3 separate regions of the Mus musculus genome follow, and regions 1 and 2 are each linked to region 3. Evidence: chromatin loops called from intact Hi-C (ENCODE). Cell type or tissue: heart. All regions are shown on one strand.

Region 1 (8,000 bases), 340 kb after region 3:
TACGGTTTTATCACCTTCTATTATAACTATTATTCTAAGATTGTTTTATAAGGCATAAAAACTAAGATATGTTTCTATATCATTGGGAATATTTCTATAGTAGTAACACTATATACTTTCCTTAGCTAGCTTCCTGACTTTACTATATTGCCCTTACAAATAAATTAGCTGGACAACTAAAAATAACAATAGTCATAGTAGTAGTAGTAGTAGTAGTAGTAGTAGTAATACAATTTCTTATGATCCACATACACTTTCAGATGAAGTTTGAGTAAAAAGTTGCTTCATTCATTTGATACCTATACTTTTACCTTTCTTGTGAAAAGTTTTATCACATATATACATGTGTATATATGTATATATTTGTATGTATGTATATATACACGTGTATACTATTTTAACTAAAATAAGTTTTGAAACTGGTTTTGTTACTTACAGTCAGTAGCTTCTGTGTCTATAGATGCATATCCTAGACATGGCACCCATATTATAATATATTCAAATTTTATTAAAGGGTATTCTTTTCAATTATGTTTTCAGTTGTAATTCTGTTAATGGGTTTTGCAAGGTTCCACTTAATGAGCCATGGTAGTCTTCCTTGATAATTTTTTTTTCTCATCTTAGTCCTCACCAAGTGCCTAGCAAGTACCCTGGAAATAGTAAGACGACAGAAACACTTGTTTAACATTCAACATTGAAAAAGATGAGTGAAGTCTGAAATTTTTTCTTCAGAGTAAAGCAAGTCTTTACTTTGCATATACAATCAAAGGTAAATTTCTAATGATTAACAAAATTTTTCCAAGTCAGTATCTTCAAAGATTTCTGATAGTCAAAATCAATACACTAGACATGAAAGATAAGCATTTTAAAATGTTTCTTAGTATATATTGCACAAGCTAATGAGTTCCATTATGGTCTATTCATGCATCTATTGCATGTACTGGCTTCACCATACTTACTCCCCATCACCCTTCTCTAGTCCCCTCTGCCCCGCCCCCTCCCTTGGTCATCTTCCTCTTACCAAATGCCCCCTTCTGTTTTCCTGTCCTTCTTGTTTTTTAATCTAGATTCAGAATATGAAGGAAAAGATGCACTTTTTCTCTTTCTTAGCCTGTTAGAGTCTGTTTTTACCAAATGACTTAGAACTATGTACATTTGAATATCCACCTTTTCATGTAAAAGTCTACAACTGTATTTGCAAAAGCCTCTTAGAATCAATTATAATTAATATTATTTTTAGATGCATGTAACTTTTGGAAAGAGAGATGATTCTCAAATTTAAATCTAGTTATCTAAATCTAAAATATTTTCAAAGACCAAAACCAAAGCTTCTTCTCTAAGAGTTTGCATTACTTAACTTTGAGTTTGGCTTCAGAGCTGTTTCTTTTACTATAAAATAAATATTAACAAAAAATGTAATACCCTTACATTTTTACATTTTGGGAGATAAAGCGCCAAATAATTTCCAATAGGGAGAATTTCTGTCTAGGATGCCTTTAGAGCTTGTGGATGTTACATAACCCTTAGACATGCAGAGCTGTGTTTTTTCCTGTGATGCAACAACACTTAAAACTGGCTTTAAAGGGAGTCATCAATATAATGTAGAGTCCATTTTCCATTTTTTACTGACATTGAACATTTGCATCTCTGTTATAATTAAAGTGATTAAAGTGACATTCTGCTGTCAGTTTTTAGGACACAATAAGATTATGTAAGTGACGATTTTCAACATGATAAGAGGAAAATCAGTTTTGGAAATGGAAGAGTCCTTAAAGAAATGAGACATATCTGCAACTGAAAAAAAAGAGAAAAGAAAAGAAAGAGAAGAAAAGAACAAATTAAGCTTAATTGCTAAATAGTATTTGGACCAAAGAAGGTCACTTTTTAAGATTTAAATGTTTTCCTCTATGAAAGGGGCCACTCCTTCCCAAATCCAGAAACAAGCCCAAGAATATAATTAAGTGCATTGTGTCCCAGAAAGAATGAGTTTGACAAATTCATTTTTATTCCTTCAATTAATAAACTGTTTGTCTAGCCACCTAAGATTTTTAAAATCAATAATGTGTATATTTGGCATTGTACAGTAGTAGTGCCAAGGACCAACATGACCCCATAGTGGACTCTTAGGAAGCCTAACATTCCTGGTGAATTAAACCCACAAGCCTCAGATCTTTTTGTCAGTCTTACTTTACTGTGCAATTGAGAGCCAGAATGTAGGGAATTTTTATGTGGTGGCACTTTAGCACAATTAAAAAAGCAGTCATCTTTGGCCTAAGCAGAGAAGGGAAATATGACATAATATTAAAGAAAGGTTTTACAAAGACTGGCCAGGAATGCTGCTTGTCCCTCTCTGTCCCCACCCCACTCTTCTTTCCTGACCATTTGCTGGTTTTCTCACACGTATATTCTGAGTTAATTTTTTCCCTTTAAAGGAGACAAAAACACCTAAGCGTGTAAAAGACAGACATAAAGAAGATTCATCTTCTGCTATCAACTCCCAAACAGATAAACCTGCAAAGCTATTCTAAATAGTCAAAGGCTTATCAATAAAAAATGTAAACTGAAGAGGGGTGAAGTGTGAAACACTCAACAGACTGAAACTACTTCATCTTCTACCTCAATCTTCTCCTCTTCCATAGTTATACTTTAAATAGTTATACTTCTCATAATTATACTTTAAATGACTTCTCTGACATAAAATTTCTCCCCGAGCCTTAAAATGAGTGTTTTCCATGAGGAACTGCAGCTTTAGAGAGAAGACCTGTAAAATCAAAGTGTTCAGACGCAAACTACTTTTCAAAAGCAAAATCACACCGTCCACTACCCTTAACTGACTCTTACGGGGTCTTTTCAACATGCTGTTTACCCATCAGCTGTTAACTTCTTTTTCTAATTCAAAACTCTTGCCAAATGATGTCTTCATGATGACGTGTAAATATAATATTCCATCAGAGATCAATTCTAATTGTTTTTTTAAAATCCACCTTGGGAAACAGTGCTGCATAATACACAGATTCATAATTAGTGTTTTAGAGGAATTTCCCGCAAAGTCTATTATAAATCCTAAATCCAAATTACTTTTTCCTAGTGTGCTTTGGGCCACAGGCTGGAATTATTGCTTCACGAGCCTCATGCACGATGTCTTTGGTCTTGTCTACATGACCAGAATCACTTGTTGGAAATCTTTATTTTTAAAAAACTGACGTTTGCCAAAAATACTTTTCTCACATGCTTCACAAAGAAAAACAGTTTCTTAGGATGGGTTGCAAATTTATTTTACTTCCAAACCGTGGTTTACAGTAATAATGGATGTTTTTCCCTTTTGAAATTCCCTGTTATTCTGGAAATGCGTGTCACCTTACCAGGCCCCTTTTTGTTAGGACCCTTCCTTTTAAAATCAGACTTCTTGTACACAACAAAGAGCTGAGTAGTAACAAATACGGACAGAAAAACGTGATTTTCCGAACTCCTTCGAACCCTAACATTCATTTGCGAATCTATACATTATAGATGTTTTAAATATATAATCTGCTCTAATTCCGGTACGGAGCGGGGGAGGAACATTTGTCGTTTATCTAGTGGTGATTTTTAAAACGTATCAATGTGGCTTTCCCTTCTAACGTGAGCAGCAGGCTCCATTCAGCAGTACGTTGTGAAGACGCCTTTCTACGAGGTCAGCGGCAGGGAACCCCCTCCTTGCAGGCCCACGGAGCGTCATAAACCCGGCAGGGCGAGTCTTTAGGAGCTCCGTGGGCCGCAGGCGGAAGTGGAGGAGTCGCAGATCCACACACACACACACCTCCCCAGGCAAAAACACGCCACACGCTTCGGCTACGGCGCGGAACAATGGGAGCACCCAGGAGCCTCGGCCCCAGGGATTTCTCGCTTGCCGCCCAGCTCCGGCCTCCCGACCGCCGCCACCTCCTTGGCCCGGCCCTTTCCCGCCTGCTACATGTGGCGCTTCATTTGGTGATCCCAGCTTTAACAGTTGCCTCCCTCCTATGTTATAAACGTATTTTTTCCTATCTCTCCCTTGGTCTCCAGAAGTGGTCTTCACGTCTCTTTGCCAGCGTTAGGCTGAGTTGCTGTCTCCTTCCGGGGGGAAAAAAAGACTTCCCCCAGAAATCCAAATCTAGAAGGAAATACAGCACCACCTTTGTTTAACTATAACTACACTGTGCCGTGTTAGAAATAAAATCCGAAGCGCGTCGCTCGTCCTAACCAGCGAACAACCAACTCCTATTTCCTCCTCTCAATTCAGTTGTTTTAAACTCTCCAACGAATGCCTTCGGTGGAGAAGATGTGCCCAGGCCGACGCAGAAAGCAGGGTTTTTATCTTAAGCCTCCTGGGGCTGGGGAGAAAGTAGCAGGACGGGGAGCTTCCAGGGCACAAAGCAGCCCGACTGGAAGGGGAGGCGAGCGGGCGGCCGGGCGGCGGCGCAGGCCCTCGGGCCGGCGGCCGCGAGTCGGGCCGCCAGAGGCGAAGGACTTAAATAGCGAGGGCTGAAGGGGGCGGCGGGCCCGCGCGTGACGATACTTTCCGAGGAAGGCTGGGGCTGCCGAGGAGTTTGCAGGTCGGCCTCACCCTCGTCCCCCCACCCCCAGAGGGAAAAAAAAGTTGAAGGGAGGCGGGGAGAGGAGCCACCCCGTTTCCTCCCCCGGATTCTGCGGAAGGGTTGGGGCGGCGCGGCCAAGGAGAGGGCGCGGGACGAGCGGGCCAATGGCAGTCAACAGGTCCAGGCCTAGGCTGGGCCGCGGGCCCGGCCTCCCGCCGCCCCGGGCCCTCCCCGCCCCCGCGGCCCCGCAGCGCCCAGCACCCCGCCCGGCCGGCCTGGCCGGCCGCAGTCTCCGCAGCCCGGGCCCGCGTGGGGGCGGGGCGGGGCGGGGCGGGGCGGGGGTTCCCCGGCGGAGAATCCTCCCGCGGGGCTCGGCGCAGGGGGAGGGGCTGGCGGCGCAGGGGGAGGGGCCGCGAGCCGGGCTTGGAGGAGCAGGAAGGGCTCCGGCTCCACAAGAGCGCGGCCCGCGCGGGGCATCCTGGGTAAAAAGTGGCCGCGCCGCACCGGGAGAGCCGAGAGGAGCCGAGGTCAGAGGTCAGGGCCCTGGAGTCCGGCGCGCAGGCCCCCCACCACCACCACCACCACGGGAACGCAGCGAGCGGGAGGAACCTTTTTGTTTTCCACCGCGCCAGCGTGCTCCCCTATTGACTGGGCTGCTGGAGACGAGCTGAGTTGCGACTCTGCTCAGCCTACCCCACCCCCTCCGCCGCCAACAGGCAGCCCAACTCTCCCCTTCCCCTCAACTCATCCCAGCCCCCCGCATGGGGCTGGCAAGAACGCAGTAAATTTGCTTTAACAACAAGTGGGGGTGGTTGCATTTACTCCTCCCTCTCGTCCCCCTCCCCCTCGCCGCGGCTCTTGACACTACTACAAACCAGGACTATAAACATAAACATGTGTCACTGTAACAGGGCAGGTAATATACGCATTTCGAGGTGGGGTGGGGGGCTTGGTCGCCTCTTGGGGGATGGTTAAAAAAAAGTTTCACGTGCTCGACGTCTTTGCTGCCCCCCCCCCCAACGCGGATCCATTTATATAGAATGAAGAGAGCGCTCAGTCACTTAGTCACACAAATCCACAAAAGCAGACTTGCCAATAAACAGAGTACCCCCAAAGCAAATATATTTAAATACCATCCCTCTCCTTCCTCGGCCACCGCTGCCATTTCTTCTATTAGCAAGCAGTAGCATAATAATCAAATCCTCTTTTAAAATACTCATTTTAGGATAGCGATAGAGATCAACTTTAGACCTAAATCGAACACCACTCTCTTCCCATGGAACAGTACCTACTACACGGTCTGTGCGCAGAGACTTCTTTAAACAACAAGAAAGGTTGGTTTAAAAATGAGTTCGAGACCTTGTATGCAAAGGTTATTTCCTGGGCTGGGTCTTCATGCTTTTTCCAACTTCTGCAAGTTGCCGAGCCAGGCGCACTGCAGATTCGTCACCACAGCCTTTATTATTTAGCCTATTTACATTGCATCTCAACTTTGCTCTCATTCTTAGTTCAACAACCCCAGCAATCTACCAGTTAAGAAACAGTAAAGTGAATCCCATTGCAAGCTTTTCCCTTGAAATCCAGAGAGAAACAAAATGTTCAGATGGGGGAAGTGGTTCCCTTTGTTCTTTCATTGTTTCTCTAGGAACTGGTGGATACAAGGACAAACACTTACCTTCTCTTCTTTTTCCTCCAAAAACCAGACGCTCCCATCAGCCTTAAAATACACAATCCACCTTGAAAGTAACTAGGAACGTCGGGAGAGCTTATATTCCATTCTTTTTTCGCTCTCTGCCCTCTTTTAGCGTAGGATTAGGTTGCGGAGCACGTTGCTGCATGCTGTAGCCCCCGCCTTAGTGAATCGGTCACGTTTAGGACCTTCTAAGTCCACCTAATTCTGCCAGTAGAATTGAGGGTATTGGATCTCTAAACTTTCAAAAGGGAAGGGGCCTGCAACTCTCCAGAAAACTTAGAAATACCCTGAAGGGGGTTTTTTTGGTTTTTTTTTTTTTTGTTGTTGTTGTTGTTGTTTTAACATTTGATTTTTGTACCACCTCACCAAATAGTTTGCTTTGAAATAAAAACAAAATCTTTCTTCAAGGAAAGTATATTATATTGTTGTTCGGCTTCTGCTCAGCAAATCATTACTTAGTCCAAGTAAAGGGCAGATTTGTATAGGCATTTGACGGAATGAGTGCATTTTCCATAATATGTCCTTTGCCACGTGTTTTTAAAAACAAACAAAACACAACCACAGAGAAAAGGAGACAGAAGTTTGAATCGAAATGTTGTAGAACAACTTTAGCCAAAGCATTTATGTGGAAATTACTAGTATGGAATTGTTGTCTGGATTTGAAAACTAAGGTTTCCTAAGTTAGCAGACTTTATTTTTACTCTATAATCACAAAATTAAAAGCCAAATTTTCTTACTGGTGTTTCGTGATCATGCTGATGGGGATGAGCGTTCCTGACCACGTTTAAATCTGATCATGATGTGATTTGCTGATGTCATGAATATGAAATGATACACATCCATAAAAATCAAACTTGTGATTTTTTTTTTTTTTTAGTCTCCCTCTTTTTTTGGGTGTTCCCAGTAGCTGAAAGTGGAAGACAGTGATTGGCTCCAGGGTTCCAAGGAGGAGGATTTGGGCTGAAGCCAAGGGAACGGAACCAGAGGAGTCCCTTTCCAGGGACCATCCCACTGCTTCTGTGTCATCTCCCTCTTACTCTGGGTGCTCAGGATTTTACTGTATCTTCAGCAGACCCTAGCTAGGCCTCAACACTCAGTATAATCACTTGTTTCTCCAAATTTGGCCTCCGTGTAAAATAAACAAAAAACTTGGGTAATCCCACTAAATGTTGGTTCCTGTGATCTGTGTATTATTTGATAGGAGAAGATGAACTCTGCATTCTGTGAGTTTGTCCCCTGTGTTCAGGATCACTTGTGAAAGGTCCATGTGTCTCATAGGAAAATATTGCAACAAAATAAGATAATTGGGGGGAAAGGCAGTTGCAGTAGGAAAAGTGGCTTTTCTCTGATAGCATTTAATTGGAATTAAAAGATTCTTAAGCTGAAGCATTCTTTATTTATTCAGCACACATAAGCAGGCATTGTTTTATCACTACCATAATTATGGTGTCCTTTAAACTGGCTGATAGCAGGAAAGATAAGGGAATGTGGCTGCAGATTCAAATCAAGTCTTACTCCTCCCCCACCTTTCTTCCCTCCTCTTGTGTACCCCCCCCATTCTTTCCTTGGTCACTAGGGTCCCCACAGCCCTTGAGATGAGAAAAGCAGGAAGACTGTGGCCTGGCCATTTCTTACATCATGGAAGTGATTTGTACCACACTCCAATTTAATGCAATCTGTAACCTTCTCTCCTGTGCTTACAAATGTTTAGCTTGCAATATTCAGTATTCATATCTGAAGAGTTGCCTAGT
Region 2 (8,000 bases), 190 kb before region 3:
CACTCAATAGTCACACCAGCCTACCATCTTGTAGTCCTATAAAATCTACTCTATCACCTACAGGTTTTACATCAAGTACACTTTAAATGGAGACTGTACCTCTGCTCCAAATCCCATGATGCTGTTTTCAGACATTATAGACACAGTGTGGTCAACTAGGCACAGCTGCCTTCATAACTTACTGACTTTGACTCAGACTTCTGCCCACTTTATAGGAACTGTCTTCAAGGAGGGAAGCCTTCTTTCTGCACAGCGTTCATCTGAATTTTCACACCTGAATTTTCTGTTGGATCTGTAGGTCTTGGGGACACTGGTCTTCCATGACATCCTCTGTGCCCAGCCAGAGGCCACCAGGATTGCATGGTGATATACCTAGAGCTTTTCTCAACAACTTGAGGCTTAGATTTGGTTTATGTTTTGTTTTGTTTTATTTTGTTTTGTTTTGCTTTGTTTTTGAGACAGAGTTTCTCTGTGTAGCCCTGGCTGTCCAGAGACTTACTCTCTAGACTGCTGGCCTTAGACTCACAGTGATCCTCCTGCCTCTGCCTCCTGAGTGCTGGGATTAAGGACATCCACCTGGCAGATTTGGGGTTTCATTGAAAGAACACCCTCTAATTAAATCAAAGCTTTATTTTTTTTTCTTTGTTTTTTAAAGCAGAACTATTGATCTTTAAATTTTAAGTGACATATTTGTTTAGCAGTTTAGGCAAAAACATGTGTTATTTTCCCAAAGACTTCTGAATGAGACAAAACAAGATTTATTCCCTGGCACTGGAGTAAGCAGAAGGATTGAGTCAAAGAGCTTTTCCCCCACCCCCACCATGCTGGGTCCATGCTCTCCTCTGGTTTCCCCATGACACCTACCCTCATCCTTAGTGAAGTTTCTTTCTTTGGCATCTGCTTTCTTGATTTCATAGAAGCAAATAAAAAAATAGTTTAGCTATTCTAATTTGTAGAAGGATATTTAGTTTTGTTTTTGTTGTTGAGTCAGGGTCTCTTCTAGCTTAGGCTGAACTGGAACTCACTGTAGCTGAGGGGGACTCGGAGCCTGGCTCTCTTGCCTCTGCCTCCCAAAGGTTGGAGGCACAGGTGTGTACCAGTACAATGGGCTTAATGCCTAATAGACTAACTTTAAAGAGTTCGGCAGGAAACTTGGACAGTTCTCTTGTTAGTGACCATCCCTTGCAGCATGCTAAATAAGGTGGTTTTTTTGTTTTGTTTTGTTTTTGTGGGGGTGACACTTCAGTGCTAGAACTAACAGGTGATTAGAGTTTCTGTTTATTATCTGGTAAAAAAAAATAATTTTGGATTTTCTCATTTGAGAAGAGAAAGAGAGAATGTCTAAGCGGTCTGGCCAGTGTATTACTGTGTTTTCCTTTGTTTATCTTTTCTCATATATCATTCTTTATTAATAATAAAATGAAGACAACCATCTGAGTAATTTCACGGAAAGTTCCAAGTGATAGGATTTTAAAAGTGAATTTAAAAAGTGATATCCAAAGACCTTTCTGAAATGTCTTGAGTCCTTTAGGTGTTCTGGACCTAACAGTTACCTACAGACCCCTCTTTCTCATTTGCAGCTAGCTGCCTGCCAAACTGATCAGCTGACCCCGTCCGTCCGAGGGTGAGCTTTCACAGGAAGAAAGGGTTTGGCAAGTGGAAAGCATGACTTGTGTCACAGAGCTCCTTAGCATCTCTATAAATCAGGTATAAAATGTGACTCACACAGGTCTCCATCCTTTCTTGCTCTGAGTGAGGTCTGACTACCATCCTCCTTTAACGGGTGTCTTAGAGCACAAGAGTCCGATTAGTGTTTAAACTTGCTGTTAGAACACAGCTCCAACTCAATCGCTCCTTTTAAACAGCTTAGTTGTACTGCTTCTCAAATTCAGTAACTGAAAATGCTAATGTCTAGCACATGGAGTTGGAAGAGATCCTGGGAGCTGCTACCTGTCTTGGAATGAAGTTGGAGTCTTTCCCGAAAGCCCTGCTATCTCCAAGGTAGCCTGGGCTCTGTAAATCCTCTTGGTCTGGTTTGCCTTGTCTGGTAAGACACGTGGGGCCATTTGCACAGATGTTCTTTCTGTTTCTCTCCCAGGAGAAAATTAAATATATAGTTTCATTAATCTGTACAAGCCAGCCTCCACTGATAGGCAAGTTCCTGAGAAAGGTAAATCTGTAGTTGAGTGATGTACAATATACAAAAAGGGACAAAATGCCCAGTCCTGTTCAGTTTCAGTAATTTAAAAATCTGAGTGCTAATACAACAATGAGAATTGCTTTTCTTAGGTTGCCCTAAAATTTAAGGGGAAAATGTTTCTAAAATTAATTTAATAGATTTAGTTGTACCTTCAAAGTTGTACGTAAATATTAAGGCCTAAGATCACAAACATTCAGGTGGCAGCTTATGCTGTCCTTTTAGCATCTTAGTTAAGTAGGCATCTTTTACACAGCAGAGATGTTAACAGATTAAGGTAAGATGTCGTGGTTCCATTCAGTATTTTTTTTAATTATATATATATATACATACATATATATATATATGTGTGTGTATATATATATATATATATATATATATATATATACACTCTCTTTTAAAGTATTTTCAAATGTGGTGATACACAAAAACTAAACTGAACTAACCATTATTTAAAATGTTAACAAGAGGCTGGAAGGCAGTTTTCAAAAGCACAGCAATTCTCAACACGGACATTTCCCCCCCGCCCCCCCCCCCATTAGTTTTTCTCTTGGATGGCTCCTGTCTCTTTTTAGAAGTGAAAATGTTAGTGCTGTGATGTTTGAGCCAGGAAGAGAAATGGGCAAGAAAGATGTAGATATGAACAGGATCCCTGTTAATATTCTCAGCAGGAGAGTAAATATTTAATGAAGGGGTTGTGAAGTCCAAGGTTGCAATCTGTTCTAACTAAATAGTCCGGAGGACAATAGCAGAGGAAAAACCCTCACTTTGAGTTTGAAGAGAAAGAGCCAGCATTTTCACGACTTTAGCATAGATGAATAGCTATTTTTAAAATAAGGTTTGAAGTCAACACCATGCAGTTATATATGTCGTCAGTATGCTCCGGAAGGTTCCTAGTTTGTTTCAAATTCAGGATTTTTTCTTTTTTCATGTGCACATTTAAAAGTGCGTTGAAAGCTGAGAGGTCCAGTTGGGCGTGAGTTCCCAGCTGTTTAACATTTCAGGCTACTTCGCTGTTGAATGGCTCTAAAGCCAATTTAAGTTGTCATCACGCAATTGGCGGGCTCGAAATGTTGGTTGAACCCAAGCACTTCGTTCACAACTTAAGTCCCGATATCGACCGGTTTTTTTTTTTTTTTTCTCCCCGAAGGCTTGAGGCCAGAGTAATTTGTGACAAAACCGGAAATATCAAGTTCTTCAGGGGAAACTATAATTTCTTGGAAGCGGGAACAGTGGGAGCAAAATTACGATTCTGAACAGTATTGAAAAGGCACCAAGTAAACTTTCACAAAAGGGAAAGATTTTCCTGCGGAATATTTCCAGGGACAGAGTATGCTTGCAAGCCGTGATTCTGAGCTAAATAAAATGTGCCCAGTTAATCATAAGTCCTATCTTTTTTTTAGTTCTGTAATTTCTTTTTTTCAAAAAGCCAGCGAGGAGAGTTCAATGGCGAGGCTTACACGCAGGTGAAGAGGTCTCAGCAGAGAGAATCAAGGACCCATTCAGCAATTGGCCGCAAGCCTCGCAGGACACGTCGTAACGAAATGTTACTGGGACAATCGCACTGAGTAAAGTCGCAACGCAAACAGGGTTTGAATACGTGTTTTAGTAAAACCTGAATCTAAAAAGCAAAAGGCACGCATACAGTCAGACGGCCTCGAAGAGGCTTAGTAAGTAACGTAAGGTCAGCGGGAAAACCGCAAAAACAGAAACAAAGGAAAACTCAGCCTGCAAGCTGACCATTACAAGTCCTTACAAAAGGTAATTAATTAGAAGCTGTCATCTTACTGCAACAGAACCTTCCAAGCTGGGGTTGGGAGGAGGGGAGAGCCACAGTGTTTTAATCCACGCAGTGACCTGTAATTCTCCTCCATCTTGAGGCATAATTTTCCAATATGCTTCAGAAGTAGAGGGGGAACTCGAAAGGATTAAGAACCTTTAGTAACATTTCTGCTTCAAATAGGAGTCAGGCAGTAGGAAAAAAATGTGTCACAGAACCTTTATTATTCTTCATAAGAGCCTTGCCTGGAGCAGCTAGGAGCGCCAAAGTCTCTGTGGCGCAATCGGTTAGCGCGTTCGGCTGTTAACCGAAAGGTTGGTGGTTCGAGCCCACCCAGGGACGCCTTTCCTTTTTCTCTTTTAAACAAAGCTTGTCTGCGGCTTTTTCTACCCTGTATACTTCCACTGTCAAATTCAAACAAACTGAAGTCTAACGTTCCGCATCTATTCTAAGCTATCTTTCAGAAATCAAATTTGTTACAATGAAGCCCAGCTTCAGCCCTTTTGGTTTTTCCGCTCTAAAGTCTTAGATATTTATAGAAAATGGAATAAACCTGAAAAGAAAACCTATTATACGGTCTCATAACTAAATTTCTAAAAAAAACGAAAGAACTTAAAGCAAGAAAAATTAAAGGGAAAGTTACTTTCATATTTTGCTCACACATTACGAGTGCACAAAGTGCCCCCCCCCAATAGATACTTTAGGAAAATAACCATAGTTACATCATAATAATTCAGTCTTGAGTACAGATTATAGGAATCTAAAGCCAGTTTTAAGAAAAAAGTAAAGATTGGTGTATCAGCTATCAGTAGGTACTTGTCTACAGCACAGGTTTCTTGAGAAGCTGAAGCAATGGAATAACCCTAACCCAAGAGTTTGAGGTCACCTGTCTATTTAAAACAAGGAAGAAAAAGGAACCAGTAACTTTGAGTAGGATTAACAATATTTTAATTGGGAGATTCATTCTTTAAATTTTTATTTCTGCATATACATGCGCATACATACATATTCTCTATTTGTTCTGGGTTTACATACTAATTCTTTTTGCGTATGTGTATAAGTATGCAATATTAATTTATACTTTTAAAAGACAATTTATTCTATGTGGATTGGTGCTTTGCCTGCATATATGTCATTGTGAGTGTGCCAGCTATCTTAGAACTAGAGTTGCAGACAGTGGTGAACTGTCTTGTGGGTGCAGGGAATTGAACCCAGGTCTTCCGGAAGAACAGCCGGTGCTCTTAACTGCTGAGTCATCTCTCCAGACCCTGTATGTTTATTCTTATCAGTTTATGATGCTGCAACTAAATTCTCTAGGCTGTGTAATTTACAAAAAATAAAGATTAGCTTACACTTGTGAAGGATAGGCAGACAGGGCTACAGCCTGTCAGGGGTATTCTAGTGGGAACTCTGCAGAAATGCAAGAAGCATCGCATGCTAAGGGAGGGCAAGCTGGACCGCTCAGATCTCTCTTCTTTGGCTTACAAAGCCACCAGTGTCCTCCTGGGAGGGGGAAGGGAAGTCACCCTCCTGACTTGTGGTTCTCATTACCTCCCAAGGGTTCCATCTCCAAATATTCCCATAAGACTCAAGTTCCCATAGCGCTTAAGTTTCCAAGGCATGACTGCCAGGGGCATGCCCAAACGGTAGCATTAGCAAAGTCTGGTGGCTGTTGAGTGCCACCTACTTGCCAGGCATTGTCGCAATCAGTCCTCGGTCAGTGTCACTGAGGCTGCAGAGAAGAGCTCAGTACAGCAGAGCCTCGTGCCTGATGTCACTGTTAGCTTTGAACTCAGCTCAGGCACAAAGCCCATGCATGTTCCACTGTCACACTGCCCACCTCCAAAGTCGTGACTTGATTACTTAATGTAAAACCAAAATAGATATTTTAATTTTTTTTACATGAAGTTTCATTAATATCTTGCTCCCCATGTCATGCAGGGAGTTTAGAAACTTTGTAGAATGTAATAGGACATTATTAGATTATGTGTTATGTGTTCGCCGTATTGCTCGATTTGATTCAAAATGAAATTCGTGTGGGGATGTGGAATCTTCACATGAACTGGGGTCTCTAGGTTCAGGAGCAGCTTGTTGGCATTTAATCGGAAGGGGGCAAGACTGAAGATTGGAACAGGCCAGGCAAAATACGCAGGAAAAGCCAAAGGGCTAGAGTCAGGCCATGAATCCTGGCGTTCAGGGACTCTGTCCCCAAGGCTGGTGTTCGGGAATCACCCACATAAACTCTCATCCAGACGGTTTTGTGAGATGTGCTCTGGGTCACCTCTCGTAAGCGGTAGTTTTCAGTTTGATCCGAAGTTTCTAAGGATCCTCGTCTTGTTGCGGGGGTGGTTTTGAGGCCAGGAAATAAAGAGGGGGGGGGGGGACCTGAACTTTGAGAACAAAGTTCCCCTCTAACAGAAGTAGATGATCGAATTGTGTGGGTGAGGGCTGAGCACACCGCCTTTCTTGGGACCATTGCATACAGATGGGAAACACAAGAAACATTCTGGAAAAACGGCAGACATGTTTACGGATGAATTGTTTTTGCAAACCTTTGTGTGTGTGTGTGTGTGTGTTTATAGATGAAGGGGCCCTCGGAGTCAGCACTGTGTTGACCATTCTTTTTTTTTTTTTTAGATTTTTTTATTAGATATTTTCTTTATTTACAATTCAAATGTTATCCCCTTTCCTAGTTTCCCCTCAAAAAAATCCCCTCCCCTCCCCCTGCCTCCCTGCCAACCCACCCACTCCTGCTTCCTGGCCCTGGCATTCCCCTGTACTGAGGCATAGAACCTTCACAGGACCAAGGGCCTCTCCCTCCATTGATTGCCGACTAGGCCATCCTCTGCTACATATGCAGCTAGAGCCATGAGTCCCTCTGTGTGTACTCTTTGGTTGGTGGTTTAGTCCCAGGGAGCTCTGGAGTTACTGGTTAGTTCATATTGCTGTTCCTCATAGGGGGCTGCAAACCCCTTCAGCTCCTTGGGTACTTTCTCTAGCTCCTTCATTGGGGACCCGTGTTGACCATTCTTGGTTGTCAACTTGATTACAAGCTGGAGTTAACTCAACCCAAGTTTGGGGCTCATCAGTTAAGAACTGACTGTTCTTCCAGAGCAATTCCTAGCATATGCGTGGCAACTCACAACCATGTCTAACTGTACTCACATGACATCTAATGCTCTACTCTGGTGGGCATACATGCAGACAAAACATCCACATACATAAAATGCATCACTAAATTAATTTTAAAACGTGAGTACTCCCATGAGGGATTTTCTTAATTAAATCATTTGAAGTGAAAAGACCCATCTTAAATCCAGATCTTCTGAGGTGGGAAGATCCACCTTGGGTCTGGGCCACAGTTCCTTGTGGCAGGCTATATCATGGGCACACGATTTGCAGGCTTGCCCTTACTGGCAAGTTCATTCCTTCACTGACATTACAGCCTACTTCTTTGAGATTTCAACATGTGCTGAGACATCTAACCTCACGGACTGGACTACTGGATTCTTGGACTTTCCACTGGGAGACAGCCATTGTTAGACTAGGTGGACCACAGCCTGTAAGCCCTTCTAGTAAACTGCCTTTATATATATTTATTCTACCATTTCCATGGCTCTAGAAAACCCTGACTAATGTAGACACTAATGCAACCTAGATTTATCAGAGGATCATGGGCAATGTCTCGGTGATAGACAGCATCCTTAATTTCATTGTTCACAGCTGTCGTTCCCTGTACCCATAAACAACCCTGCTCTTTTCTCAATGAAAAACCAGGCAAAGTCCAGAAGAAGTCCATCGTACAAGATATTTAACCAGTACTACTCAGATTGTCACATTCCTCAATGACAAGGAGAATCTGGGAAACTGTCATGGCTAAGAGGAGTCTTGGGATATGTGACAGAAAGCTTCTTTTGTCTTCTTGTCCCATTTCTCTTTAGGAACACGGGGACTGTAGATTCACACTATGACAGGATTACAGGTATGTCCTACAGTGTCTGGCTTTGAGTGGATTCTGGAGGG
Region 3 (8,000 bases):
ATGTTGACAAAGAGTTCAAACTGTCACCACAATATAATTTTGCTCTATTAAAGAAAGCTAGCACTCTTTTGTAGTGAAATTCTAACATCCCCTAAGATCAACCCTAAGAAACCACTAATATACTTTCATCTATTCTGGGCATTTTGCATAAAAAGAATTATAGAATATACAATCTTTTGTGACTAGCTTTTTTCCACTGGGCATATTTTCCGAGTTCATCTGTGTTATGACACACACTTTACTTCTTATTATTGCTGAAAAATAGTGCCATTGGGGATAACATTTAGATACACCACATTTAAGAAAAATCCATTCATTAATTGTGGGCCATTGCTGTTTCCCTTGCTCTCAGATCCTTAGTTGCCTGTAGCCTTGTAGTCTGTCTGAGGTTGAGGCCTTATGAGCTCCCCTCCTTCCATGCTAGCTTGTCTATTGGTGTCATCATCCTCATTGAGGATGACACAGGATGATACAGTTCAGACACAAATGCTTCTCTTACAATCTCCCTCCTCTTTCCCTGATGATCCTTGAGCCTTAAGTACAGCAGTTGTTTTACAGATGTGTCAGTTGGGACTGAGCTCCCATTTTGGTGGTTGTAGTTTTCTGTAATGGTCTCTGTCTGTTGCAAAAAGAAGTTTCTTTGATGAGGAGTGAGAGCTACAGTTATCTCTTGGTATAAGGACAAATATTTAGAGTTTAGTTAGGATTTATTCCAGCTATTAAATTTTTGTGATATTATTGTAACATAAAAGTAATTATTTCTGTGTAATTTATCTTTTCTGTTAGCATGTATGCAATTGGTGCCATATCTAAGGAATCATTGGCTAAAGGTTACTAATAGCCAATAGGTCACTTGGAATTTTGCTTCCAAGAATTTAAAATTTCAACATTTCCATTTAGATCTGTGATTCATTTTGAGTGTCGTTTTGCTTCTGTGGCTTTATGTCTGTCATCACTTCTGTAAAACGGACTATTCCTTCAAATGTCACTTCTGCTCCAGAGTATCTTTCTTCATTGTTTTGAGGTTTGTTATACATATGCTAGGTTTATTCTTTACAAACTTGCCTTTTAAATTCTGTTCTTCCTCCATTCTTTTTCTTTCACTTTGGGTATTTTTATCGTCTTGATCTTTCCCCAAATCCGCTAATTTCTGTTCTACTATGTCTAGTCTTCAGTTTAACTCTTTTACTGTGTTCTTGATTTCATATATTGTATTTTTCAAGATTTTTCCCACTGATTCTGTTAAAATTCTGTACCTTGTTATATATTTTACCCACCTTCCCCTCCTCCATCTTATGACCTTTTGCTTTATTTTGTAATAAGTCATTTCAAATATCTTATCTGAGCTTTAACATCTGGTTTATCTATGGGATTCTCTAATCTTTCTTCTTCTTTATCATTGGCCAAAACTTCCTATTCTTGTTATGTCTTACACTTAAAAACAACCACATATCCCAGAGTTTTACACAAAATTTCCATAGACTATATTCCATAGCTTATTTTCCACTAAAACAGAAATTAGACAAGTTGGGTAAGTTTCTGATATCTTCTACATAATCACAGAAGAGTAGGATTGTGACTGGGATGCAGAGTTATTAAGATTCAATCAACTTCTGTTTTTCTTTTTTTCTCTTCATGATTCGTCTGAAATTTTGAGCAAGAACCAGAAAAGCATTCATCCTCTTGGCCCTAGAGATCTTCTTTGTGTAACTTCAGAAGTAACTGCCATGGTCTTGAGTGTGAAGAATAACGCCCATGTATTTAAAGTAGGCGTTCCCTTTAGGTAGCCTTATATAGACTTACAGCCGTGTATTAGTCAGAGCTCTCTAGAATCACAAAACGTATAGACTAAATTCTCTCTCTCTCTAAGTCTATCTATCTGTCTATCTGTCTGTCTGTCTATCTATCTATCTATCTATCTAAAGAGAATCTATCTATCTATCTATCTATCTATCTATCTATCTATCTAAAGAGAATACACTGGAGTGACTTATAATCTGCAGTAGTTGCTCAGTCCCACAATGTTAAGTAGTTCAGCTGGTCTTCTGTATAAGCTGGAATCCTGAAGAAGTAGATTCCAACAGATGTGCTGGCAAAGTGAATGCAAGCAGGCAAAGAGGAGTGAACCTTTCCTTTTTCCTTTGTTCTTATGTAATCCTCCAGCAGAAAGTATGGCGCAGATTAAAGGGTGCCTCGAGATCTGTATTAAAAATGTGTGTCTTCCAGCCTGAAGCGCTAGATCAAAAGCTTGTGTCTGCTGTGCCCTCCATTTCTGGATTGTAGTTTACTCCAGTTATAGTGGAGTTGACAACTGGGCATAGCTATCACAAATCTTATGACCAGTGAGCACAGTTCCTCAACCTCAAGCGATATTCAGCGGGCGTCTTGTGGGACGGCTGACTGTATGTTTGGGGCTTCTTTGTACCTTAGTCCATCATACAATTCAAAGTAAAGATTTCGTTGCTTTCTTTTTATCTGTGTAAAGTCCCTCTGAGCAGACCAAAGCGAATCACTCCATACCTAGGATCAGTAAATGCCACCAGGGAAGAAAACAGCTGATAACTGCCCTTAGCCCAGACATTGACAAAGGATTTATTCAATTGTGTTACCTCCTGCAGCACAACAGTTAATGTGGAAATGACAAATTTGAATTGTAGTAAGAAAATTGTCTCAGAGAATAAAGTAGAGGCAACTCGACTTCTGTATCAGCCTGGCCTTAGAAAGTGATAAGTCCCCTGAAAATGGAGTAAGTCCTTAGAGTTCTTGGACAACACAGAGTTCAAGACAGAAATACAGGACTGTCTGCTAAGAGCTCATACTAACACGTTTGCAGTTGTGGCAAGATCACACCACTTTCAAATAACACAGTATTCAATAATATGATCAAATATGGAAAGGATGGACATTGGGTAAACAAAATTTGTTGTTGCCATATTTTCTGACAGTTTCACTCATTGAATAAACAAACATTTGCTTTAATGTAGGGACTTGGTAAAGATGATGGGTCTTGTATGTACATGTATGTGCCTGCCTATGTGTATGTGCACATGCACAGGTGCCTGTGGAAGCTTGAGGTGAGTACTGGATCACTGCAGCTAGAATTACAGGCAGTTGTGAACCACTCCAATATGGGTACCGGGAACAGAACTCAGGTCCTCTGCAAGAGGAAGAAGTGGTCTTAATCAAAAGTCAATACTAGGTCCAAGATTAGTTTTACTTTAAGGAAATAAACTTCAGACTTAAAAGAATATTTTAAATTTTATTTATATGTATGTGTGTTTGCTTTCTTGAATTTATGTGTATTAGGTGTGTGCAGGATCCTACAAAGGCCAGAAGGGGGCTTCAGATCTCCTGGAAATTAGAGGCTGCTTATTTGCATGGACTATATCCGCAAATCTTAATTCATATTTAGAAGTATAATTTTTTTCTTGGTTAAATTCCTTTTTGTGCCCCCACCTTCCAAAACCACAATGGGGTGGATCTGTGTGTTTTAGGCATTGTTCAATTCATCCTACCTTTACTGATCAAATAACAAAATGCACATGAACAGAAGCCCCTAAGCAATAAAATACATCGACCCTCCAATATGCTTTTAATATCAATACTTAGGAAGGCAAGGTAGAAGGCATGGGGAAGAAAACCTACAGATAGGCGTTCTTGGCCCAGGAGGTCCGCGATTGTTGATTATTCACCTCTTTTAGCCAGCGCTGACACACGTGCAGCTGCTCTACAAGCCAGCCACGGAAAGCTGTTCTCTGAGGCCAGAATCCAGAGCGCCTGGCGTTCCTACTTCCGGCCCCGCCCCCGCCCCACAGTTGCTAGGAGACGTGATGTCACCGGAAGCGAGGCCTGGGATAGGCTGAGGCCTGGGGAAACCTCTCCCACACGGCCGCTTGGGTGCCAGCGCTGGCTCTCCAGCTGTTCCTAGGCCGGGGCGAGGGTCTAGAGAGGGAGAGCGGGCTGCGGCCGGTCTCCGCTCCCCAGCCGCCGGCTCCGCGGCAGTTAGTGCTTCCCTCGAGCCGGCAGCCTGGTTGGTCGCTTCCGGGCGGCTGCCCGCGCTCCTGACTGACAGGCGCCGTCCGCACCGCCCGCGCCACCCGCCACGTCTCCGCTCTCTGCCGGCGCACGGCGTGGCTGCCTGCCGACCGACCTCTTTGAGCCCAGCGCGATGTGGGTTCCCGGCTTCGGATCCGCGCGACTTCCCCAGCGCCGGCGCTCCGGGTTGGAGTCATCCTCGGTGCGGCCGCTGTGGCTGCTGCTGCTGTTCCTGCTGGCAGCCGTGCGGCCAGTGCGCGCCTGGGAGAGCGGAGACCTGGAGTTGTTCGACTTGGTGGAAGAGGTGCAGTTGAACTTCTACGAGTTCCTCGGGGTGCAGCAGGTAAGCGCGGCGGGCCGGACCTCCTCACCCAGCCCGGTCCACTTGACCGCCATCTCTTCCCAGTTCCTCACTGTCGGCCCAACTTCGGAACTTCTGATCTGAGTGTTAGGCTGGACGGTGCAACTACCTTTTCTTTGGCTTTCTGGAGACCATCCTTCCCCCACCCCGCGAGCTGTGCTGAAGGAAGAAGGAAGAGAGATGTAGGCAGACCGATTTTTAACACTCAAGTGTGACACAGTAACCATGTATCACCCCAAATTGTCATCTTCCCACTTAAACATATGTTTACTCCAACTGCCTCCCTCTCCCTCGTCCTTTCTGGGAAGACTGAAATACATTTTGCCCAGCGTCTGTTAGCAGTTTTCTTGCACTGTATTTTGTAATCGTTAAAGCCTGCTATTAGTGTTTGTGTAGCAGTTAGAAATCTGGAAAAATTTGAAGCCTCCTCCCGCTTGGTCCTAGAACTCATTAGAGAAGTTGTGACACTTTCAGGGTTTGAGGTGTTTGGAGTGCTGTTGAAAGAGGAGGTCAGGATAGTCTTGTGTATACGTCCTTGCCTCTCCATTGATTTCATTTCAGGTTTTAACTTGGGTCTTTAACTTGTAAAATCTCTTGTTCCCTTTTATTTCTACTTGAAAGTGATTGAGTGAGGGTATTTATTCAGACTACCTCAAACAATGAACAGAAAAAAGAAGACATGTTAATAACTAATAATAACTTCATGATCATGGAATGAGAGAGACTTCCACAAGCTATGATTGAGTCCTTCACACAAGATGTAAGTTGTGAAGCAAAAACAACAGCAGCAGCAAAAAGGCACACTTAACAGAATTAGCTAAGAAATGTACCTCTTCCTATAAGTTATGAAATAGGAAACTTTCAAAGGAAATGAATTGAACTGTTAAACAGAAATTTAATTTTTAATAATTGCATTTTAATTCCATGATTGCATATAAAATCATTGAGTATAAAATTACCATGGTATTAAACTTAACAGTTCTCATTTCTTAAGAGTTAAAAATATTATACACAATGGTTTTGTGGTCATTGTGTTACCTTGTGCCACTTCCTGCTCATAGAGAAAAAATAGGCCTCATTTCCAGAGTAAATGATAATGCAGTGTATTTAACAATAATTAGTGAAAATGTAAGTTTGAAGACTATTTATTTGGGCTTAGGTTCTTGAGACAGGTTCTTCATGTAGCTCAGCCTATCCCCTTAAACCGTCATTCCCCAGCCTCAGGCTCCTGGATGCTGAGATTGTAGGCTTTTCCCACTCAGGAGAGGCATTTTACTTTTTAACGTAAAAAAACAAAACCAAAAACAACAACTACTAAAAACAAAACAAAACACCCCTCCCCCCCCCAAAAAAAACTAGGGTAGGTAGAATAGGAAGTAATTCCTCTACAGTTTTTTTTTTTTTTTTTTTTTTTGGTTTTTATTTTATTTTATTTAGGTTAATTACCACTTCCTTCCAGCCCCAAGATTTCTCATTGTGCTGTACTGACTAGCCTGGAATTTAGTAGGTTGACCAGGCTAGCTATCCATCCACCTACCTCAAGGACTACTAGAATTGAAGACATGTGCCAGTATACCTGGCCTAATCCCTTCCATGTTAGTGTGTGTGTGTGTTTGTCTACCTCTGTCAGGGTCTTAAATGTTTCTTCTTAGTACCACACCACAATGCTGCTCTAGGTTTGTTTTGTTTTGTTTTTAAAGTTTATGAATGCTTTCTTGCAGGCATGTCTGTGTACCACCTTTGTGCCTAGTACCCACTGAGGCCAGAATATGGCCTGAGACCAGAATTACAGACATTTGTGAGCTGCATTGTGACTGTTGAGAATCAAATCTGGGGCCTTTGAAAAAACAGCCAGTGATCTTAACCACCAAGCCATCTTTGCAACACCAGGAATGTTCTTTATTGCATTTATTTTTTGTTTGTCTATTTTTTTATGCGTGCCATGGCAAACATGGAGGTCAGAGGACAGCTCTTGGAAGTTGGTGTTTTCTTTCCATGAGGGTCCTAGGAATTAAATTTAGTAGAGCCATCTTGCTAGGTCAACTAAATAGTTGTTTTGTATTCATTAAGATTGATCAAATTCAGGGGCTGGAGAGGCAGCTCAGCGGTTAAGAGTATTGACTGCCCTTCCACATAGTGGCTTACAAACATCCGTAATGAGATCGGATGCTCTCTTCTGGTGTGTCTGAAGACAGCTATAGTGTACTTACATATAATAAATAAATAAATCTTTAAAAAGATTGATTAAATTCTGTAGCTAGTGAGAGTTTTATAGATAACTGTACTGGCTCATATTTTGTCACCTTGACAAATGCTAGAGGGGACACAAGTCATCTTTGAAGAAGGGATTTCAATTGAGAGCTTGCCTGAATCATGTTGGTTTGTAGGCAAGTCTGTGGGAGCATTTTCTTGACATGATTGTTGTGGGAGGGCCCAGCCCACTATGTGTGGTATCACCACTTGGCAGATGATCCTGAGTTATATGAAAAGCTAGATGAGCAAGCCACGGGGAGCAAAACAGTGAGTAGCATACCTACAAGGTCTCTGCTTCAGTTCCTGCTTTGACTTCCCTCAAAGATGGACTGTAACTTGGAAATGTAAGCCAAAAAACCCACTTTCTCCCTTAAATTTATCTTGTCAGTGTTTTGTCATAGCAACAGAAAACAAAGTAGAACAATAACTTAGCAAAACAAATCTTGATGATGCTTTTGAATAGTTTGTAGAAATTAAGCTTTTAAAGAGAATATAGAGACTTAGCAGTAGACTTAGTTGGGCTCAGATTTATATTATATCTGTGTGGAGAGATGGTTCAGTAGTTAAAGAGAACTTGCTGATCAAAGAAAACACATGGTGGAACTTGTGGCTCTAGCTGCATATGTAGCAGAGGATGGCCTACTTGGTCATCAATGGGAGGAGATGCTCTAGGTCCTGTGAAGGTTCTATGCCCCAGTATAGGGGAATGCCAGGACTGGGAATGGGAGTGGGTGGGTTGGGAAGCAGGGGGAGGGGATAGGGGATTTTCAGAGGGGAAACTAGGAAAGGGTATAACATTGAATGTAAATAAAGAAAATATCTAATAAAAAAAGAAATTTAAGTAATCAAGAACAATAAAAAGAAAGAAAGAACTTGCTGTTCTTGCAGAGGAATGGATTTCATTTCCTAGTACCTGTGTATTTTAGCTCACAAATTGCCTATAATTCCAATTTTAGGGGTTCTGACACCTGATGTGGCCTCTGACGGTACTGTACTTGAATATAAAACCCATACAGTATGCACATAATTTAAAAAGATTAGTTACCTGGCCTCCTCTGTACTATCATGGTTTGTAATTTCATACTATTTAGTTTGCAGTGAATTAGTATGAACAACTAGAGACCTTAACCTTTTTAGGAACGATGGGGAAATACATATAGATAATTGAGAAGATTTGGTCAAATTGGAAAATTTGAAAAGAATTCAGAAAATTATTTTAATCTGTATTTCTGTGTTTAGCTGTGTTGAAATTGAAAAGAAAGCCAGAAGGAACTTAATTCTATTGACAATGGAAAATAGATTGGAATGTTCTTTACTTTGAATCTTAGCTTTCTTGGAAGACTTTCAAGGG

What was found. A loop is a pair of places that touch in the nucleus more often than their neighbours do. Peaks named below come from ENCODE experiments on the same cell type or tissue, not always from the same donor. Only the 100,000 strongest peaks of a DNase experiment are listed, where the experiment ranks them.
Region 1: it touches region 3 in a loop (3-fold over the local background); 2 of 42 quality-filtered maps call a loop at or near these places.
Region 2: it touches region 3 in a loop (7-fold over the local background); 11 of 42 quality-filtered maps call a loop at or near these places.

Annotation. Positions count from the first base shown.
Region 1 is chr2:18,053,603-18,061,602 of GRCm38, reverse strand. It overlaps Mir7655 (microRNA 7655), which reads right to left and starts at 3,757; the gene lies at 3,700-3,757. It also overlaps a transcript of Mllt10 not described here. In heart, no CTCF peak of the experiment used is centred here; DNase peaks (open chromatin) are centred at 3,732, 4,642, 4,982 and 7,212; H3K4me3 peaks cover 5,250 bases; H3K27ac peaks cover 6,155 bases.
Region 2 is chr2:18,583,363-18,591,362 of GRCm38, reverse strand. It overlaps n-TNgtt9 (a tRNA gene), which reads left to right and starts at 4,246; the gene lies at 4,246-4,319. In heart, a CTCF peak has its summit at 5,661; DNase peaks (open chromatin) are centred at 3,812 and 4,232; H3K4me3 peaks cover 1,957 bases; H3K27ac peaks cover 812 bases; H3K27me3 peaks cover 2,188 bases.
Region 3 is chr2:18,388,669-18,396,668 of GRCm38, reverse strand. Dnajc1 (DnaJ heat shock protein family (Hsp40) member C1) reads left to right here and starts at 3,839. Exons shown (of 12, transcript NM_007869.3): 1 at 3,839-4,378. The coding sequence starts at 4,169. In heart, CTCF peaks have their summits at 3,339 (motif pointing right) and 3,940; a DNase peak (open chromatin) is centred at 3,888; H3K4me3 peaks cover 2,068 bases; H3K27ac peaks cover 1,725 bases.